Regions from separate parts of the Homo sapiens genome. Here region 2 is linked to region 1. Evidence: chromatin contacts called from ENCODE Hi-C data. All regions are on one chromosome and are shown on one strand. The core of a region is the stretch at or near the end of the contact, and the rest is flanking DNA. Distances in the headings are between cores, read along the strand shown. Region 1 holds the start of MYH9 (myosin heavy chain 9). Region 2 holds the start of SSTR3 (somatostatin receptor 3).

Evidence for each region. Hi-C counts contacts between places; a loop is a spot of excess contacts on that map. Pooled maps may share reads with other maps.
Region 2: a map with no recorded cell type shows a loop between it and region 1 (2.8-fold over the local background). The contact joins the promoter of SSTR3 here to the promoter of MYH9 in region 1. A Hi-C loop is called at or near these places in 3 of 37 single-sample maps with no recorded cell type and 8 of 50 pooled maps.

What each region holds. Positions count from the first base shown.
Region 1 is chr22:36,385,994-36,390,387 of GRCh38, forward strand. MYH9 (myosin heavy chain 9) reads right to left here and starts at 1,974. Exons shown (of 41, transcript NM_002473.6): 1 at 1,814-1,974. It overlaps MYH9-DT (MYH9 divergent transcript), which reads left to right and starts at 2,601. Exons shown (of 3, transcript NR_183573.1): 1 at 2,601-2,742. RefSeq lists enhancers at 1-560, 318-367, 1,991-2,285 and silencers at 998-1,227, 1,508-1,587, 1,618-2,197.
Region 2 is chr22:37,211,061-37,215,454 of GRCh38, forward strand. SSTR3 (somatostatin receptor 3) reads right to left here and starts at 1,417. Exons shown (of 2, transcript NM_001051.5): 1 at 765-1,417. RefSeq lists an enhancer at 256-1,235.

The sequences.
Region 1 (4,394 bases), core at 724-3,223:
TATGGCATACTTGGGACACACATCACAGGCTGCCTTTGTATTTCACTGGTTCTGCCACTTTCCCCTTGAGGACTGTAAACTCCCCAAGGGCAGAGGCAGGGCCCCGGGGATTTCACAGGGCAGTCTGGCTCCCTTCTCCCAATCCCCATGACTCACAGTACCTTTCCGGGGTCCCTGTCATCTCTACCTCACGTTAGACTCATCTACAGATTTGTCTCAGTTCTCCCCTAAGTGCCCATGGGCACGGGCCAGGTCTTACTCAACCTCCCACCCCCCCACCACCTGGCAGAGTCCCTGGCACAGAGAGGGCAGTTAAATATTTGCTCAATTACACATCTGTGTCCCCTTCCCCCACACATAGCAGCCTTGTATATAAACTGACTATTATTAATTGAGTGATTGTCTCAAAAGGCCTCCCTCCTTACCAAAAAGGGACTCCTAAGCCATCAGGTGAGCCAAACACTGGCCCAGACAGTGTAGTTAGAATGGCCACAGTGCTGCGCTGCACGGAGAAGGAGCTAAGGCTCTCTTCCCTTTCCACGGTTACTCATCAGTCACTTTGAAATCCTGTTAAACCCAGAAAAGGGCGCAGTGAACCGAGAAGTGGCTGGGCCTCTCAACTGCCCGGTGGAGACAGCCGCCTGCCTCTACGACCTGGGACTTCCCAAGGAGTCTTCTCTCCACACCGGCTGGGTGGGGCCGTGCGCTCACCCTGCCCCCCACCACAGGACAGCCGGCAAGCTAGTGCTGGGGGTGCTGAGTCTCAGTTTGAAACAGCGGGGCTTCCCTGGAGAATGAGGGTGCCGCAGTCCTGTCTCCTGTGCGTGGCCCCAGAACAGGATGGGGTGAGGACCCCAGCACAGGGAAGCGGGTGCGTGGAGTGGAGAATAGAAAACTCCGATTTGGCTCAAACAGGAAAGATGCAATCGCCCAGGCCTGCTCGTAACGGCAGAGCTAGCTGCCCCCGCACCCCGCCCAGACGGGATGGCCCCTGGGTGCGGTGGAATCAGGTGCACGCCTGGGCGGCCCCGACGGCTGCTGCATTCCGGGCCTCCCTCCCCCGAGGATCAGAAGTCGGAGGTCGAGGGCTGGAGCAGGGACTGGGGGTGGCCCTTCCTGTCTCGCGCCCGGGTCCCCGCCGGGTCCCCCTTGTCCGGGCAGCCGCCGCACCTCCCCCGGGCCCTCCCCGACCAGTCCGACGGCAGCGGGCGAATGAGGAAGTCGGCCGCGGAGGCGGAAACCGGGCCGGGTGCAAGGTCTGCAGCGGGACGGTCCGACTCTGACTCAGGAGGACGCCCTGACAGCTGCCAAACGGTGCCCGCTGCCCGTTACCTCCGTGCCTCAGACGCCAGAAACTTCCACGGGAGCGGCTGCCCCGGGCTCCCAACCCGTGAGGCTGCGTCCCAGGGGCCGCGGCTCCCGGAAGGGGTTAAAAAGTTTGCCCGAGTCGGGCCTGGGCGAGGCGAGGGCGGGGCGCGTGCCCCAGCGGCTGGGGGAGGTCGGCTCCAGTGCCCAGTCCTGAGACCGCGCCGGGGGACACGGGGGGCGCCGGGGAGCGCCGGGTCCCGAGGCCGCCCCTGCACCCCTAGGCCTCGCTGCTGCCGGCGCCCTCCCCGAGCGCCCGCGTGGGGGTCCCGGTCCCCCTGGGAAGGATGCGGTGCCGGGCCCTGAGCCGCCGGCGTTCGCCCCCGCCCGCGCGGGTGGCGGGCCGCACTGAGCCCAAGAACCACCAGTCGGCCTGGCGGCAGCGCGTCTCGCCCCCGCCCGCCCGCCGCCGCCTGCCCGGGGCGGGACCGCGGTGGGGCTCGCTCACCTGAACCTGGATCTGCCCCGGGAACAGGCGCTGCTTCTCCCGAGAGGACTTTCTCGAGCGCTCGGGCGGCGGCCGGGTGGGGCGAGCGCACGAGGCGGGAGCTGCAGCAGGTCAGCCTTGCTTAGCCTTCCGTGCCCTGCCCAGGAACCGCGGTGATCTGCGCGCCTCACCGCACCCAGCTCGGCTCCTCGCCGCCTTCCCGCCCCGCCCTCGGAGCCGCGGGACCATTCCCAGCCGGGAGCCGGCTCCGGGGCGGAGCCTGGGGCACAATCCCGCCCCCTTCCTGCTACACCCACTGCAGGCCGCGCCTGGCCTTGATGGGCAGACGTATTGGCCTGTGGAAAGGGGGTGGGCGGAGCCTCTGCGGCCAGATGGGTGGGGATTCAACATCCTCTTTCCGCCCCACCTCCACCCGCTCCACCTTCCCCCGCGCTTCCTAGGCGGGAGCCCCGCCCTCTAGGGCGGGTCCAACGGACAGCCAGGTTCTAGGACAAGGATTGACACAGGGGGAATCCAATCAGGAGGCGGCGACTCGGGGCGCGGAGAGCTCCGGGCCGGGGTTTTGGTGCCTTGCCTGGGCCGGGGCGAGGCCCTGCGGGAGCCGACTGGGAAGGTCTGGAACTCTGACACCCCGCCCCGCGAGCTGTGCTCTCAGTCTCATGTCATCCCACCACAAGGACAGATATTAAGTACCATATATGGGAAAAATGCTATTTTACATAATTATGATCCCTGTGGGGGCGGGCATGGACTCAGCCCTGGATTCCATTGTGAGCGTCTTGAGTTCGATTCCTGACCCTGCCTCTTTAGGATCCGCACGTTGCTGCCTTTCAGCCTCCAAACCTTCGCTCTGGCCGTTCTCTCCACCTGGAATACCCTTCCGAGCCTCTCTTCACCTCCATGTCATTAACTCGCATACATCCTTTCAGGTACTTGTTACAAATTGCACTTTTTTTTTGTTACTGTCCACTACAAGAGGATAAAAAATGTTTTCATTTTTAAATGAAAAATCTTTTGATCCATTTGGAATTTATTTTTGGGGTAAGGAAGAAACCTAAGATAATTTTTGTAATAGCCACTTGTCCAAACACTGTTTTCTCCACTGATTTTAGTTGGCACCTTCATCGCCTATAGAACTATTATACTTGAAGCTGTTTCTGACTTGTATACATTGATCTCTCTGTGTGCACCTGTGCCAATCCCACCATGCTTTAATGAAGATACCTTTATAATACATTCTATATCTATGAGGGCAAATTTCTCATCATTACTCTTTCTTACTGGAATGTGCTTGCTATCATGACTATTCTTCCAAATTAACTTCAGAAAAAAGCTATGTTCTAAAGGCAAAAGAAAGCTGGGAAAAAAAGATTTTGCAACTCTGTGACAAATTACTATCAGCAATATATAAAGATCTCTTCCCAGTTGATAAGAAAAACCTCGGCCGGGCGCGTGGCTCATGCCTGTAATCCCAACATTTTGGGAGGCCGAGGCGGGCGGATCACCTGAGGTTGGGAGTTCAAGGGCAGCCTGACCAACGTGGAGAAACCCCGTCTCTACTAAAAATACAAAATAATTAGCCGGGCATGGTGGCCCATGCTTGTAATCCCAGTTACTCAGGAGGCTGAGGCAGGAGAATCGCTTGAACCCGGGAGGCGGAGGTTGCAGTGAGCAGAGATCGTACCACTGCACTCTAGCCTGGGCAACAAGAGCATAACTCCGCCTCAAAAAAAAAAAAAACAAAGAAAAAGAAAAAGAAAAACCTCAAAGACTCCAAAATAAAAATGGCCAAAAACAGGAACAGGTGATTTTAAAGAAGAATTATAAATGGCCAATAATTATTTTTAAAAAGCCATAAGAAATGCAAACAAAACAACATAAAATGCCATTTTCACCTAATTAAAAAAAAAATGCTCAATATTGGTCAGGTTTATAGATACAGATGAGAAAGTAAATTGATCAATTCTATCTGAGAATTCATCTTAAAAGACATTAGAAAAGTACACAGATATGAACTTTAAAGTTCTTTGCAGCCGGGCGCGGTGGCTCACGCCTGTAATCCCAGCACTTTGGGAGGCCGAGGCGGGCGGATCACGAGGTCAGGAGATCGAGACCATCCCGGCTAAAACGGTGAAACCCCGTCTCTACTAAAACTACAAAAAATAGCCGGGCGTAGTGGCGGGCGCCTGTAGTCCCAGCTACTTGGGAGGCTGAGGCAGGAGAATGGCGTGAACCCGAGAGGCGGAGCTTACAGTGAGCCGAGATCCCGCCACTGCACTCCAGCCTGGGCGACAGAGCGAGACTCCGTCTCAAAAAAAAAAAAAAAAAAAAAAAAAAAAAAGTTCTTTGCAACATTGTTTATAGTCACTAAATGTTAGAAATAAATGTACAATATATTACAAGATTGAATACATTGTGATATAGTCATATGTCGAAAAGTACAAAAAAAGTCATTAAAATTTTTATGTAGATTTGTATTTGCTGATTGAAAATATACTAAGTGGCCAGACGCAGTGGCTCATGCCTGTAGTCCCAGCACTTTGGGAGGTAAGGTGGGAGGATTGCTTGAGCCCAGGAGTTC
Region 2 (4,394 bases), core at 167-2,666, 820 kb after region 1:
GCTGGAGAGTGGGAAGCCAGAATTCGAACCCAGTTCTATCTACTTCTAAACCATCAGTACCTCCTGGCCACACTGGCTCCTCTGAAGGCCTCAGGCTGAGAAGGATCAAAGGCCATGACAGTCCTGAATAGTGCAGGGCGATGGCCCCTGGCTCTCTGCTTGTCCTCTACATGCTTCGGCCTTCCCCCCAAAGACACCTGGCTTATGCTTGCCAGTGCCGACTGACTCACTGGCACCCCAGGCCTGGGGCCTGATCCCAGGAGCACACCCTACAGGCCCAGCGCTGGGGGCTTGGGCTCTGCTGCACAGCGATGATGCCAAATTGCTGTGTGACCTCGGGCAAGTCACTTCTCCCCGCTGCACCTCAGTTTCGTCATATGGAAGACAAGCGGACCCACCTCCCAGGGTTGTTTGCAGAGATTAAACGGAGGCGTGCCAAGCACAGTGCCGGGTATGGAGGGGGAGCTCAGGAGAGCTGCCACGTGAGCTGGGGAAGCCAACGACATGATACATCTGGCTCCCTCCAGCCCTGACAGCCTGCGATTCTGTGATTCCGAGATCCTAGAATCATGGCACGAGATTCTGAGACTAACGCCCCTGCCCCTGCAGCCGACCGGGAGGTCACAGGAAGGCCTCCCTCCTGCCTCCCTGGGAGTCCCCACCCTCTGCCTCCCCAGCCCCAGCCTCCCAAGTTCATCCTGGGCAGAGGATGGGCTTCCAGGACCCCACCCTTCGGGACATCATCCGGGCCCCAGCCTCCTTACCTGCCCATGGGGTGAGGGCTTCCCTCCTTGCCGCCAGGCTGGTTATCATTCTGCTGTCCCCTCTCCCTGCCCAGTCCCCAGGTGCCCCCAGGGCACTCCTAACTAGGGTCCCCACAAGGCACCCACTTCTAGACCGCTTGCGGGCTCAGGTTCCCTCCCAGGCCCTCGGCCACGGCTGTCCACAGAGCCTCTCCCATCTGGTCTCCGGCCCTGACTTCCCAACCAGAGCCTGGTACGTCACCCCCCATCTCCAGGACACATCCTGGGGGGGCAGGGGCAAGGATAGGGGGGAGAAGCTTCCCAGGGTGAGGAAGAGAAGAGGGGAGCAAGGGACACAGAAGCCAATAGAAATAGAGGGGAAAGGGGGTCGGGAGGAGGTGGAGAAAGAGAGAGAGAGAGAAAGAGGGAGGGGGAGAGAGAGAGAGGGAGAGGGAGAGGAGACCGTGAGTAGGAGGAAAGGCAGAATGAGGGGGAGTGATGAGAGATGCGTGACAGGGAGAAGACGAGAAGGAAAGAGAGGAGAGGAGACACGGGTGAGAGGGAGAGATGCAGAGAGAGGCAGGAGGGAGGAAGGAGAATGAGGGGGTGGCAGGGAGAGTGACAGAGAGGGACTGTGCCACAGATGGTGACATGGAGCCCGTGAAGGAGGGAGTAAGCAGGGAGGGGCTGAGGGCCGGAGAGCAGGTGTGGGGGGTGGGGGCGGGGTGCAGGTTAAGGGAGGAGGCCCGGAGAGGGAGCAGGAGGGGCGCAGACCCTGTTACCGGGGAGATTTCAGCCACCCACGCCCGCTGGCCTTGGCTCCTGCAGGGAGTTGGAGAGAAGAATGTGCTCAGTGCTCAGGGGAGCCGAGGCTGCCAGCCAGTAGCCAGAGCAGCTCGTGAGGCCACTGCGGCACAGGTCCCCCGGGGCAGCAGCTGTGTCCCAAGGCAAGGCTGGGTGTGGGGCTGGCCAGCCCGGGAGTCCACAGTCCAGCCCTGCAGTCGGGCACACCGGCCGCAGCACGGACCACTGGGGAGGCCGGGTGGGGGTCATTAGTCCTGGGATTGGTTACATCTGGAGAGCCCCAGGCAGGGTGAGGAGTGGAAGGACAGAACAGAGAACCAATATTTTAGGCTTTGAGGGCAAAATCATTGTGCAGTGAGAAAACAGATTTTTACTATTTTGTAACTGACAAAACTCAAAATAGAATAATAATAATTGAGGCCAGTATTTTGTAATGTAGGTCCACTCATGAGAAGAATAGAGTTCTTTTTACAGACATCACCTTTTGCTTAATTGGAGTTTAGAGTTAGTGTTTCATCAAACCGATTGCAAATGTTCATCCGTAAAAACCATTCTCAGCTCCTAGGCTGTACAAAAACAGGCAGTGGGTGGGATTTGCCCCGTGGGCCATATTTACTGATCTTTGGTCTAAGAGACTCTGCCGTACAGTCCTGAGCACAGGCCCAGATGTCTTGGGATGCCGTGCCCCTGCCTGTGCTGATTCCTGCCTCAGCACAGGAGTGATAAGGAAAGGAACAGTCAGAGACGGAAGGGAAAAGGACACACGTCTTGGCTGAGCACCTACTATGTGCCAGGCTGTACCTAGGCTGCTTTCCAAACTGGGCCATTCCCTGGGACCAGGGCTGGACCTCCTTTGTCACTAGGTACCTGGCACTGCAGAGAACTGGAAGTTGAATGCATCCAGAGGTGCCACCATGCATGCGGCAGCACACAGTAGGACACACCCACTTCCAGCCGGAGCCGGCCTGGTCTCTTAACGCTGCCCGTCCCTTTGCCTTGTGCCCGGGACAAGGCCCTTGCTCCAGGTCTCAGCCTCCCATTGTCCTTGTCCGTACAAGTTCATGAGGTGTGGGTGGGCTCCTGGGAGCGTGTCCTCAGGGTCAAGGGTGGGTTTTCCATGGCACTGACCACCCACCCCTACCCACGGCTTCTCACTGCCCTCAGAATAAAGCTCTCTCGCCGCAGCCCACCTGGCACTGCATCCTTGATTCCTGCCGCCTGCGCGGGCCTCCTCCTCTGCTGATTTCACTCGCTCCTCTGTGCCCCAGGCGTACCCAGCCTCATGTATTCATTCACTTATTCCTGCAGGTTGGGGTATAGGGGCTGAAGACTGGACAGGGGAGTTTGAGCCCCAGCTCTACCCCTGCCGTGCACTGAACTTAAACTTCGGTTTTCTCCTTCAGTAGATTGTACACACCTGACTGCCTGGCCTGGGGGTTCTTGCGAAGGTTAAAGGAGTGAATGCTCATCAGTGTGCCCCCTGCCACACACCTCCCCAGCACCGAGCCTTACTGCTCCAGCCTGGAACCCGTCCACTGCTCTCCATCCACAGGCTCCCGTCTGAGCCAGGCCACTGAAGGGGTTCAGGACACGCCACCCCAGAATACACCACTCTGGCATATTGATTTCTCTGCACTAAAGGCACTTCAGAAACAGCAGGTGCAGAAAGGGGGCTCTGACCTCCCCTTTTCTTCCTGAAAGCAGGAGCTAAAACGCCTTGTGAAAGACGCCCTCCCTATGCCAGGAGGAGGAAAGACATTACCAGATAAGGAGAGTCGAGGCCAAAAGAAATCTGTATGAACAGATCTTTTAATCCTTATCTTCCTAGTTACACAATTGCCATTCTATGTTCAACCTGGTACAAAAGCCTTTATGCCTAGTCACTTCTTTGGGTCTTGGTCATTTGGGCGGGAGGCGGGGGGGCTCCCTTGTACATGTAAATGAAATCTGTATGTTTTTCTCCTGCTGATCTGCCTTATGTCAGTTTAATTCTTCAGCCCAGCCAGAGACCCTAAGACAGTAAAGAAGGGTTTTTCCTCCTCCACCCCACCATCACCTTGTACTCCCCTGCTTCCACCCTCGCCCCCTACTCAGCAGAGAGAGTGAGTCCATTACAAACATAAGTCATCCCAGCTGCCTCCTTGAGAACCTCCTATGGCCACCTGTTCCTCGTCAAATAAAATCCACAGTCCCGACCGCGGCCTAGGGACCCCATGTAACGAGCCTCAGCCTGCGCTTCCGCCACTCGGCCCTCTTCTCGTTCTAAAGCACCAGGGCCTCCATCTGAAACTCACCGGTGCCGCGAGTCCCTAGCAGGCCACTCCGGGTCCCCCTCTTCACCTTCAGCCTGGTTAGGCATCCCCTGCTCTGGCAGCCTTCTCCAGAGCCCTCCCCTTCTCCAACACTCCCTCCTTCAGGATTCCTTATCTGTAATGCAATGATTTTTTAATTTGCTTTTATTTTATCAAAGTACTGTTTGCAAGTAAATTTAGAAACCAGTAGAATAGTCCCCGCTTTATGCCCCTTATGCCTCGGTGCATACATCCCAATACCCTGAGTGGATGCCTGAATCCGTGGATTATAGTGAACCTGTATATATATGCTATTATTTTTTCCTGTATGATGTTTTACATACCCATGGTAATTTTTTTTTTAAAAGAAACAGGGTCTCCCTATGTTGGCCAAGCTAGCCTCAAACTCCAGGCCTCAAGCAATCCTCCCACCTCAGCTTCTCAAAGTACTGGGATTATAGGCATGAGCCACCTCGCCCAGCCTGATAATTTTTTTCTTTTTTTTGAGACGGAGTCTCGCGCTGTTGCCCGGACTGGAATGCAGTGGTGCGATCTT